Regions from separate parts of the Homo sapiens genome. Here region 1 is linked to region 2. A link is a contact called in ENCODE Hi-C or POLR2A ChIA-PET data. All regions are on one chromosome and are shown on one strand. Each heading gives the region's core, a stretch centred on a gene start or an enhancer-like site at or near the end of the contact. The rest is flanking DNA. Distances are from core to core; before and after follow the strand shown. Region 1 overlaps MAN1C1 (mannosidase alpha class 1C member 1). Region 2 has its middle 40 kb from the start of LDLRAP1.

The links. A loop is a pair of places that touch in the nucleus more often than their neighbours do. ChIA-PET counts read pairs that join two places held with the same protein, here RNA polymerase II (POLR2A). Pooled maps may share reads with other maps.
Region 1: a loop to region 2 is called in a pooled map, with 1.9 times the contacts of the local background. The contact joins two enhancer-like sites. A Hi-C loop is called at or near these places in 1 of 50 pooled maps. POLR2A ChIA-PET finds 5 or more read pairs at or near these places in 2 of 52 experiments (WTC11 and naive thymus-derived CD8-positive, alpha-beta T cell).

Annotation. Positions count from the first base shown.
Region 1 is chr1:25,673,270-25,678,344 of GRCh38, forward strand. All of the region lies in intron 1 of MAN1C1 (mannosidase alpha class 1C member 1), which reads left to right. Among named protein-coding and RNA genes, the nearest start is that of MAN1C1, 59 kb to the left of the region's middle. RefSeq lists a silencer at 2,975-3,044 and an enhancer at 3,125-3,174. Within about 2 kb of position 3,407, at least 4 of the 41 ENCODE cell types and tissues checked have a DNase peak (open chromatin) inside an H3K27ac peak, as active enhancers do.
Region 2 is chr1:25,500,496-25,505,837 of GRCh38, forward strand. No RefSeq gene overlaps it. Among named protein-coding and RNA genes, the nearest start is that of LDLRAP1, 40 kb to the right of the region's middle. RefSeq lists enhancers at 2,567-3,134, 3,135-3,700. Within about 2 kb of position 2,641, at least 5 of the 41 ENCODE cell types and tissues checked have a DNase peak (open chromatin) inside an H3K27ac peak, as active enhancers do.

The DNA of each region.
Region 1 (5,075 bases), core at 2,157-4,656, 170 kb after region 2:
TGTGCCGAGGGCCTTGGCATTGTAACTGATCCTTGCAGCACCCAGAGAAGGCAGGCACGGTTTCTGCTCCATTCTGTGAGGCAGTGGAGTATTGTGGCTGTGAGCACAGACCACCTGCATTCATATCCTGGCTCTGTTGCTTACTTGCTATGATACTTGGGCAAGTACCTCAGTTTCCTTACCTGAAAATGAGAGTAATGTTATACCAGTCCTATAAAATTAGTGTGAAGATTAAATGAGTTTATATGTAAAGCACTGATGACTCATGGAAAACACTAGGTAAATATAACAGTATCATTATTTTTACACAGATGAACAGATTGAGGCACAGAGAGGTTAAGTATCTTGTCCAAAGACACACAGCTGGGTAAAGCCAGGATCCAAAGCCAGGCTCTGAACTGCTATGCCTTACCTCCTCCCCAGGAGCACGTCACAGAGATGTGGTGAAAACGGCATGTGCACATGCATACAAAAGCACTTAGCAGTGTGCATGACACAATATGTCCCATAAATGTCTGTATGTGGAAGTGCGGTTTCTTTTGCTGTAAAATGGGGGTGATTACCCCTACCCTGCCTAACTCACAGGTGACGGTAAGGCTCAAATGAAAAAGGCAAAGCATTTTGGAAATGGTAGAGACACTTGCACATGGGCAGGTTTTGTTGAACCATTTCGCATTGGAATTTCACTTGTGGGTGACCTAAGATCTTTCCCACTGTCACTCATCTTTGTCCCCCACACGCTGTCTTCCTGCCCCCACCTAACACCCAATCTGTGATAGAACAGAGCGGTTGGGGACCTGTCCCAATGCAGTGGCTCCCAGGTTTGGTGGCCTTCTCTGTGCAGCTGCTCTTGTCTGTCTGCACGCTGCACCAAGACCAAAGCCTCGCTGGGAAGGGTCTCACCTGCTCTTGCTGTTGTGGCCTCACAATTGGAGCTGTCCCTTTATTGGGCCTTTGATAAATCCTTGTTGAGTCAAGGCCACTGGGCAGTGAGTGCTTCTGTCCCAGGCATCCTCCTTAATCCTTTGACATGAGCAGCCCTAGAGGTTGCCTCGTGTTGTCACCATCCTTAGTCATTTAATCAACATATTTTTATGGAAAGTCTCTATGTGCTGGGTACTCTCCTAGGTGCTAGGGAGCAGTAATGAGCAATGGAGCCAACAGAGCCTCGTGGAGCCTGCATAATCATGCAGGGAAATAGATACTAATTAATCACACAACTAATGTAAAATTTTGACTTTAATAATCCTCCATAATAGGGTGATTCAACCTGAAGGGAAGACCTCTCTTGGAAGTGGCAACCAAGCCTGGGCACTGAAAGATGAGTGGAATTCACCAGGCAAAAAGAGGAGGGAGGAGTTGTCCAAGGAGCGGGACTATTGTGTGCAAAGGCCCTGTGGCAGGGGGAGGCATGGTTCCTTGAGGAAAAGAGAGAGAAAGCTAGTGTGGCTGTGGCAGAGATGGGGAGGATAAGCTGACTGAAGGCGTGAGTGGGTGACTTCCTGGGCCTGATGGGCCTCAAGAAGGAGTTTATTTAAGTGTGTGTTTGGGATGAAGCAGAGCGATATGAATAAATTTGCACTTCAAATAACCACCCTGGCTGCAATGTGGAGAGCAGTGTAGGAAGCCAGGGAGGACCCATCTAGGCCAGTCAGGAGGCAGTCGCAGGAGTTCCATGGAGAGATGGGAGTGGTTTGGATTAGGGTGGTGCTCATGGTGGTGGTACAAAGAGAAGTGGATGGAGAGATACTTCTCTTTTAGTGGATACGTTAATAGGATAGCAGTATCCTGTGGCTGCTTTTTATTGATTGATTGATTCATTTTATTTCAGTAGTTTTTGGGGTACAGGTAGTTTTTGGTTACATAGATAAGTTCTTTAGTGGTGATTTCTGAGATTTTCGTGCACCTGTCACCTGAGCAGTTTATACTGTACCCAATATGTAGACTTTTATCCCTCAACCCCTGCAGTCTTTCCCCCAACTCTGAGTCCCCAAAGTCCATTATATCATTCTTATGCCTTTGTGTCCTCATAGCTTAGCTTCCACTTATAAGTGAGAATATACAATATTTAGTTTTCCAATCCTGAGTTACTTCACTTAGAATAAGAGCCTTCAGCTCCTTCTAAGTTGCTGCAAAGGACATTATTTCATTCCTTTCTATGGCTGAGTAGTATTCCATGGTGTATATATGCCACATTTTCTTTATCCACTCATTGGTCGATGGGCACTTGGGTTGGTTTCGTATCTTTGCAATTGCAAATTGTGCTGCTATAAATGTGTATGCAAGTGTCTTTTTCATATAATGACTTATTTTGCGGGGGGGGGGGGAGGTGGTTACCCAGTGTGGGATTGCTGGATCAAATGATAGTTCTACTTTTAGTTCTTTAAGGAATCTCCATACTGTTTTCCATAGTGGTTGTACTAACTTATATTCCCACCAGCAGTGTAAAAGTGTTCACTTTTCACCACATCCATGCCATGGCTGCTTTTTATTGAGCACATATTATATACGAGCCATTGTGCTCAACACTTTACATCTGTTATTTACTCTTAGGGTTATTCTAAGGATTAAGTATTTCTGTCCTTTTACAGATGAGGAAACTGAGACTTACAGGGGTTAAGTCACTCACTCAAGGCCACACAGCCAGTAAGGTGGCAGAGCCCTAGAGCAGCCTCTCAAGCTTCAATGTGCGTTTGAATCACCTGGGGCTCTTGTTAAACTGCTGCTACAGATTCAGCAGGTGGGAGAGTGGAACTGAGGTACTCTGTTTCTGACGTGCCCCCTGGGTGGCCCTACTCCTGGTCCCTGGAGCACTTTGAGCAGCGAGAGTTTCTCTGCCTGTATGGCCCACACTCTCGACCCTGATGCCTTAGAAACAGCTGCAGACAGGATGCGATTCCTGAGACTGCTCAAACCTGAAACCCCATGGGCAGGATGTGGGTGAGCTGTCTGGACCTCAGGTGGGTGGGAGTTGTATCATATGCTCATTTCCCACATTGGCCTTTCAATAGCTTGAGTAAACCCGAAACTGAGAGGGTTGGAGGCAGCATCTCCCCTTCTACTCCCCCGCTTCACCTCCCCGGGCAACCAAACCCCACCCGTGCCCAGCTTCTGAGCGATAGACCTGGGCTGTGTATTTGCAGGAGCCTCACTGGGGTCACCAACCAGGTCATGTTGTGTTGCCCCAATAAATGGAACTGGATCAGAAAATCCAACGTGGATAGTTTTTAGGTGCCAAGCTGTCAGCTCTTCCCTTGGACTGTGCTGAAAGTGGAAGAGGAGAAAAAAATCAACCCAATGTTCTAAGCTCTCTGTCTACATAGTCATTAGATCCCAGGATCGTTAGAGACCAAATCCCTTCCCACTTGGCCCCTGCAAATGGGGCCAGGTGTCACTGCTGGGAGACGCCAGTAAGGCTGCACGTCATGGTGTGAGCACTTGTCTTTAATGACTGGGAAAATCCATTTCCTTCCTTGGCAGCTTTGAATGTAGCAACTGTGGTTCTGGGTCACTGCCAGAGCCAGCCTTGTGTGTATGTGTGTGATTTTTTAAAGTGGGGGAGAATGTCTCAATATTCAATGCTCACCCCCTTCCTTCCAAGTTGTACCCCCAGAGAACTGTCCAACACAAACTTTGGAGTTTTCCACTCTGGGAGTGGTCTGCTGGCACCCACGTGTCCTCCCCTCCTCTAATGCATCCTTTCTCTCTTGATCTCATTGTTCTGGGGTCCTCAGCTGAGTGGGCATCTGTGCCTGGGTGATCGATTCTAGTCTCTTTTCTGCAGGAGAGAACTCTTGAGCTCTGAGACAGGTAGAAAGAAAATCTTAAACCAAATAATAATGTTCTGCCTCACACTAGTAAATATTTTGCACTAAAAAATTCCGTGTCATTTTGATTTGTTCAGGTAGACAAGAACATCTTTTGTTTGAGGAAGAACTGAAGAGATTTCTTGGGATTCAGCTCCGATGGCTCTGCCTGTATCTCTCTATCATTGGAGCTTTGTTTTCCACCTTTGCAAGACTTGAGTGAAGGGAAGGCTTTGTGGTCTATTGTTAGGTGCTCTTTGAATCTATAAATCACAGGCTACAGGAAGGGAGGGGCTTCCAGAGACCATCTAGAGCCACCCTCTATCTCTAGCAGGGACACACACACACACACACACGTACACACACACAATGACTGCCTGTTGCGCGTTTCTAGAACCTAGTGGGGACAGGGGTACAGTTTCTTTTGGTGCATAGTTCTCATGTTGATTGGTTCCGACTGTCATGTTCTTGCACCTGTCCTGAGTATCTCTTGCTGTAGCTCTGGCCCTTTCCCCAGTCAGCTACTGCACTGCCCTGGCCCATGTTTCTTAGAGACATGGTTATCTCTGTGCTATTAGTGTCTGTGTCCTGGCCGAGGCAAGTCCCTTCCCTTTCTGAGTCTATATTCTTATAAAATGTGGCTTTGAGAATAGATGATGTTTCTGGTCTTAAAATTCTCTTTGACTCTGGAGTTCTGGATCTGTGCTTCTGTTTGATGTTGTTTCTCTTGCTGGGTGACCTTCTCTCTGACTCCCTGCTGTAAAGACCTCCTTTTTTTTTTTTTTTTTTTTTTTTTTTAATCAAAACCTAACTTGGTCCGACCTACCCCATGGCTGACCACCCAGGCACTTGCTTTTGACTTAAGGGTAGCACCATACGATGTCTTCTTTTTGTTTTTCATTTTAACAACCTGTATTTTTCACATCACAAAACCTTTCTAGATATTCACTGTAGAAAATTCAGAAAATATAGGTCAATAAGAAGAAAAAGATAGAAATCACTAAACTTCTATCAGACATAACCGCTGTTAAGAATTTGGTATATTTTCTTTCAGTCTTTTTTGTAAACACTCATACATAGGCCAGTGAATTTCATACTATGTAATTTTGTGTTCTGCCTTTCCACCTAATAATATATACTGAGCATTTTTGCCTATCATGAAACATTTGTAAACACAATTTTTAATACCTATTTACTACTTTACATCTCCTACTTTAGCCCTTGCATAATTATTTCCAAATGGAACAAATATCTGTCTTGTCCAGCCCA
Region 2 (5,342 bases), core at 1,391-3,890:
TTTCCTAAGAAAGCAAGTTAGGGGTGGAGTTGGGGGGTAGTTGGTGAGAAAATCTTGAGAGCAAATTTCCTTCATCAATGCCTTGCCTTCTATTTTCTAGAATCTTGCTTGGCCACTTAGTGACCAATACTCTATTGGGTTTCCTATCTGCTATAGATCCTGAACTAACCTACACTTTTATCATCCTCCCTTGTTTTTAGAGGCTTTGTCTGTTTTCATCTTCTGAGAAGCCAACTGCCTCCCTTGGCCATTGTTACAATTGATCTTGGCTCTAGTTTTGGAAAATTCTGCTCTTGGCACCTCACCCTCTGTCCTTATTGCTAGATAGCCTTTCTGAGTCTTGGCCATCAAGTCTGTTGCAGACACTCCACACTTAATATCATGAGCAGAATTCCCCAGGGGGAACATGTTGGCTTGCCTTGGCTTTCGCCTTTGCCTTCCCTGAAGGAATGTGTCTGCCTACAGAACTCTCATTGGCACTTTCTTTTCCACCAAGGAAATCTCCAGTTGTTGTCTTTGTTATTTTAGGCCCATGATAAAGCAGCAATTAACTATGAAAATCAAAAGGCTATAATCATGATGCACTAATGGGGACAGACTAGGAGAGAGAGAAAACTCAGATCTTCAAGTTTCATTGCTTCTTTTTCTTTTTTTTTTTTTTGAGATGGAGTCTCACACCATCATAAAGCAGCTCCACATCTCAGTACATAATTTATTACATGCTATAAAGCAGTGTTTGCCATTCTAGATGGTTAAATATTTAGAGGACGAGTGGGCTGAGTGTGTTTTGACTGGCCGAATAACCTCTCTCTATTGACACATCTCCCAACTTTACATAAGGAAATAGCTGTCTATGTGGCAATCTTTCCAAGAGATCCTATGGAATGAGAATGAACAACTCCTCATGACTCCCAGCCTGCAGGAAGGGCATAATCCTTTTTCCTGCCATCCCTCTCCCCTGCCTGTGTTAATCTGGGCTGTGAAGAGCCACCTGGGAGGGCTGAACATTTCTGACAGCTGCCCTCACTGCTGCTTTTGAAATTCACACCACAGCAGAGAACTAAAGAGGTAAACCAGAAGCCTACCCCCAAGCCACTGGCCAGAGTAGCTAGGCCTGTTTAGATTAAAGGGCCTCTGAGCCCCATAAATGCCTGGCTATATATGACTCTCAAAGACACTTACTGCTGAGCTGGCCTCTTCCCAGGCCTCACAGGACTTGCCCAAAGGCATCCCCCTCATCCTTCATGCAGAGCCCTAGGGCCCAGCCAAGCCCTCCAGACAGGGATGGGAGTCAACTCCCAGCTTTGCCTCCACAGGCTCTGTGATTGCCCTTAACCTCTCTAGGGTGCCGTTTCCTCACCTGACAGAGTTGCTATGGAGACTGGGTGACATGATGCAAAAGGGTACCCTGAAAACCATCTACAGCGCCCCCAGGTGGAAGCGCAGACCTGCCGCAAGGAATCATGAGGAGGGCAGGACCTGGCTAAGAATTCCTGCTCTTGGGGCTGCTGCATCCTTAACAGCCTGACTCCTAAACTCGTGACACTCAAAAACATGGTCTGCAACTGCAGCCCAGCAGCACCGGTGTCCTATGTGAGCTTGCATCGGGCTCTTGCCCAGACCCATCTGAATCTGCATTTTACAAGATGTGAATGGGTAATTCAGTTGCATATTATTTTAGAAGCCCCATCCTGAGCTGACTTTCCTAACATGAAGACTCTAAACATTGTCACCCTCTCTCTTCTAGTCCAGAAAAAAGCTGATACACAGGTTTTGAAAATTTAGAATTAAAAATTTGGGCTGGGCGTGGTGGCTCACGCCTGTAATCCCAGCACTTTGAGAGGCCAAGGTGGGCAGATCACGAGGTCAGGAGTTCGAGACCAGCCTAGCCAACATGGTGAAACCCTGTCTCCACTAAAAATATAAAAATTAGCTGGGCATGGTGGTGGGTGCCTGTAATCCCAGATACTCGGGAGGCTGAGGCAGGAGAATCGCTTGAAACCAGAAGGCAGGTTGCAGTGAGCCAAGATCACGCCACTGCACTCCAGCCTGGGCAACAAGAGGAAGACTCTGTCTCAAAAAAAAAAAAAAAGAGTTTAATGATGAGAGGCCATGCAGAAGATGAACTCTAAGCCTTACTCCTTTTTACTTATTTTGTTTATTACGTTTCCTCACCATTAGAATGTAAGCTCTATGAGGGCAAAGATTTTTGTTTATTTACTGCTGTAACCCAAAACCTAGAACAATGACTGCCACATAGTAGGTATTCAGTAAATACTTATTGAGTGATTAAGGTTTTAGATTAGACATGTAATCTGAAATACCGTGTCTTGACTGAATCAGAGCATCTCTGTAATAGTATTATTAGAATGACAAGTATAAACAGAATTGTTTCTAGAAGGAGAGGGATAAATTTGAAGTAACATATTTACTATGACATCTCCCATCTGCCTGTCTGAAACCTTGCTTTTTTGTCAGATTTTCTCTACAAACTCCTGCTTGATTTAGCCAGGTGCAAAAAGATGTCTTTACCAGCTAGATGTGCTGCGAACAATCACTTGTCTTGGAAGCCTCGCAGCAGGGGCCTGCTGGGGGCCTGTCCATGCTTCATCCCTCTGGAGCCTTAGACCAACTTCCACAAGAGCCAGTACTGCTGCGTTGTGAGTCAGTGTGGGGATTTTTTCTGTTGACAGTAATTGAATTATAAAGCATTTCCTCCTGGAAGGTATCTGGGTGATTGAATGTCTCAGAGAATTCCTTTCCATCTGACCAAGGGGGCCACACTTCTTTTCTCTCCTCCCTCCTTGAGCATATTTTAAGTGTTTCTGTTTGTTCCATCTCAACGTTTGCTTTTGGTTCCTGTCTTTGCTTGAGGTTCAAGTCTTATTTCCCCTCAGGATGGGCTTTCTAGGGTTCTGGGACCACTCTGTTGTGATACCCTGATTTTTCTCCTAAGAATCCCAGATTTAGCTTCACACACGTGGCAGGGCCTTTTAAACCCCGTCCGAAGGAGCCTGGACCGGTTGCTCTGAGAGAGGTCCATTCTGCCCGCTTCCCAGCTCTGCAGCCTTCGGGTTGAGAGGGAGGTGCAGGTGAGTGTGGGCAGGGACCTCCATGAGCCACGTTTGGCCTGGCACCAGCATATCCTGGATCCTGTTCTTCGCCGTTCCCTTCCCTGTCCTCCTCTGCACGGAGGACAGGGTTTTGCTCCTGGAGCCCTAGGCCGTGTTGGCACATTTCTCCAGTACCAGGCCCATACTTCCTTAGAACAATCATTCTCAAACTTGTTCACCAGAACAGCCTGAAGTCACCTGCGAAAACACAGATTACTGGGTCCCACCCCAGAGTTTCTCATTCATGAGGTCTGGGGGTGGGCCTGAAAAACTGCATTTCTAACACATTCCCAAGTGAGGCTGGGCCCCACCTTGAGAACCACTGGCTTGAGCGTGAGGGCTGACACAGCCCTGCCCAAAGCCACCCCCCAGCTGCCACCAGAGGGCACATGCAACCTGAGCCAGAGGTCTTGTTTCACCTCCAGCTGCCAGCTCCCCGCCTGCCACCCAGCAGAGGTTCTTTCCAAAAGATTTCTTTCTAGTTGTAATTTTTGTTATTATGTATTAGGAAGAAATGCAGATCTAAAAAATAAGGTGGGTTCTCAGAGTCTGTCTCTGACAAATATTAAAGGTCAGATGGATCAGCCTTTTGAAAGTGTTGAATGTCCTGACTTTTAAGAAATGGAACAGGCTGGGTAGGGTGGCTCACGCCTGTAATCCCAGCACTCTGGGAGGCTGAGGTGGACCAATCGCTTGAGCTCAGGAGTTCAAGACCAGCCTGGGCAACATGGGGAAACCCATCTCTACTAAAAATACAAAAATTAGCTGGGTGTGGTAGTGTGCCTATAGTCGCACCTATCTGGGGGACTGAGGTGGGAGGATCATTTGAACCTGGGAGGTCAAGGCTGCAGTGAGCTGAGACCACACCACTGCATTCCAGACTGGGTGACAAAGTGAGACTCTGTCTCAAAAAAAAAAAAAAAAAAAAAAAAGGAAAAAAGCAATGGAACAAATGGTTCCCACTGGAGGCTTCCAGGGCTTCCATCACACTGAAGTGGGGACTTCCTTTCAGAACATCGTAGAATCTTTGTGTATTCAGAACCCAAAAGGCAGTTAAGATGATAGGTGATTTTCATTTTCTTCTTTATACTTTACTGTATATTCCAAATTATCTAAAATTCATATAACAAAAAAATGATTTTTAAAACACATTTTAAATGTGACTAAAAGCCAAAACAACAACTCCAAAATAATAAAAACCAACCCAAAGAGGAACTTGGAGTGAGCAGCGTGGGGTGAGGAGAAAGCCCCCAGCTGGCACTTGGCCCCTCAGTTGGTCCTGCTGAGGTATCTGCCTAGGCGTAGGGGTCTAGTGGGATCACAGTTGGCCGAGTGCTCAAGAAAGGGATTTAGGACCGAGGAATAGATGGTTACCTGTGAGGACTCGGCCTGTCATCTGTGTAAGTCATGTGTTGCAGAAGCCCTGAGATGCCAGAACTTGAGATTTTTCAACCAAAAACAAAAGGAATCTGGATAATGTGAAATCTCCCAATTTTTAAATGTTAGCTCAAATGTATTATCTGCAGATCAAACAAAATATGTCTGGAAGCTGCTAAATAGGAACCTAAGGCTGTAAAGTGCCTACGTTTTCCTGTTTCTGGCTTTGCTCCCAGTCCCTTGGCCTCTCCACGCACTGCAGAGTTCAGGAGAAGTGGGGCAGTGGGTCTCAACCCTGGCTGCTCATTAGAGTCACCTGGGGAGCTCTTAAAAATGCCCATGGCCAGGGCCCACCCTGAGAGCGCCTGATTTAACTGGGCTGGGGAGGAACCCGGGCTTTGTTTGTTTGAATTCCCCAGAGGTTTCTAATATGCAGTCAGGGTTGAGAAACTGGGAACTAGAGGGGAGTAAGAGGAAGCCTCCATCCTGCTGGGGCCTGGGACCTCAGAGGATGCATGCAGGTGTCTGGGGGCTGGGGCTGGGGCTAGGACTTCAAATGTTTTTAGCTGGCCAAGTGGAGATATGAGCAAAGTTGGTCTCTGCTGTCTTCCCACCTCCCCTGTGGAGACCCTCGTGTCTCTTCTTCTGGCCCCTGGGCTTCCTTCCAGGCCCTTGTCCTGGATTCCCCTTGTCAACCACATTTATCGCACTGTCTGCAAATATAAATTGTTAGCCCTCTCGTTTCCAAAAAGGAATTCTGCTAGCATCACCCCAATTTGTGGTTACTATGTGTCAGCTTATGAGGGTTTTTTAAATTATTATTATTGCAAGCCACAGAAGCTGACTGCGGCC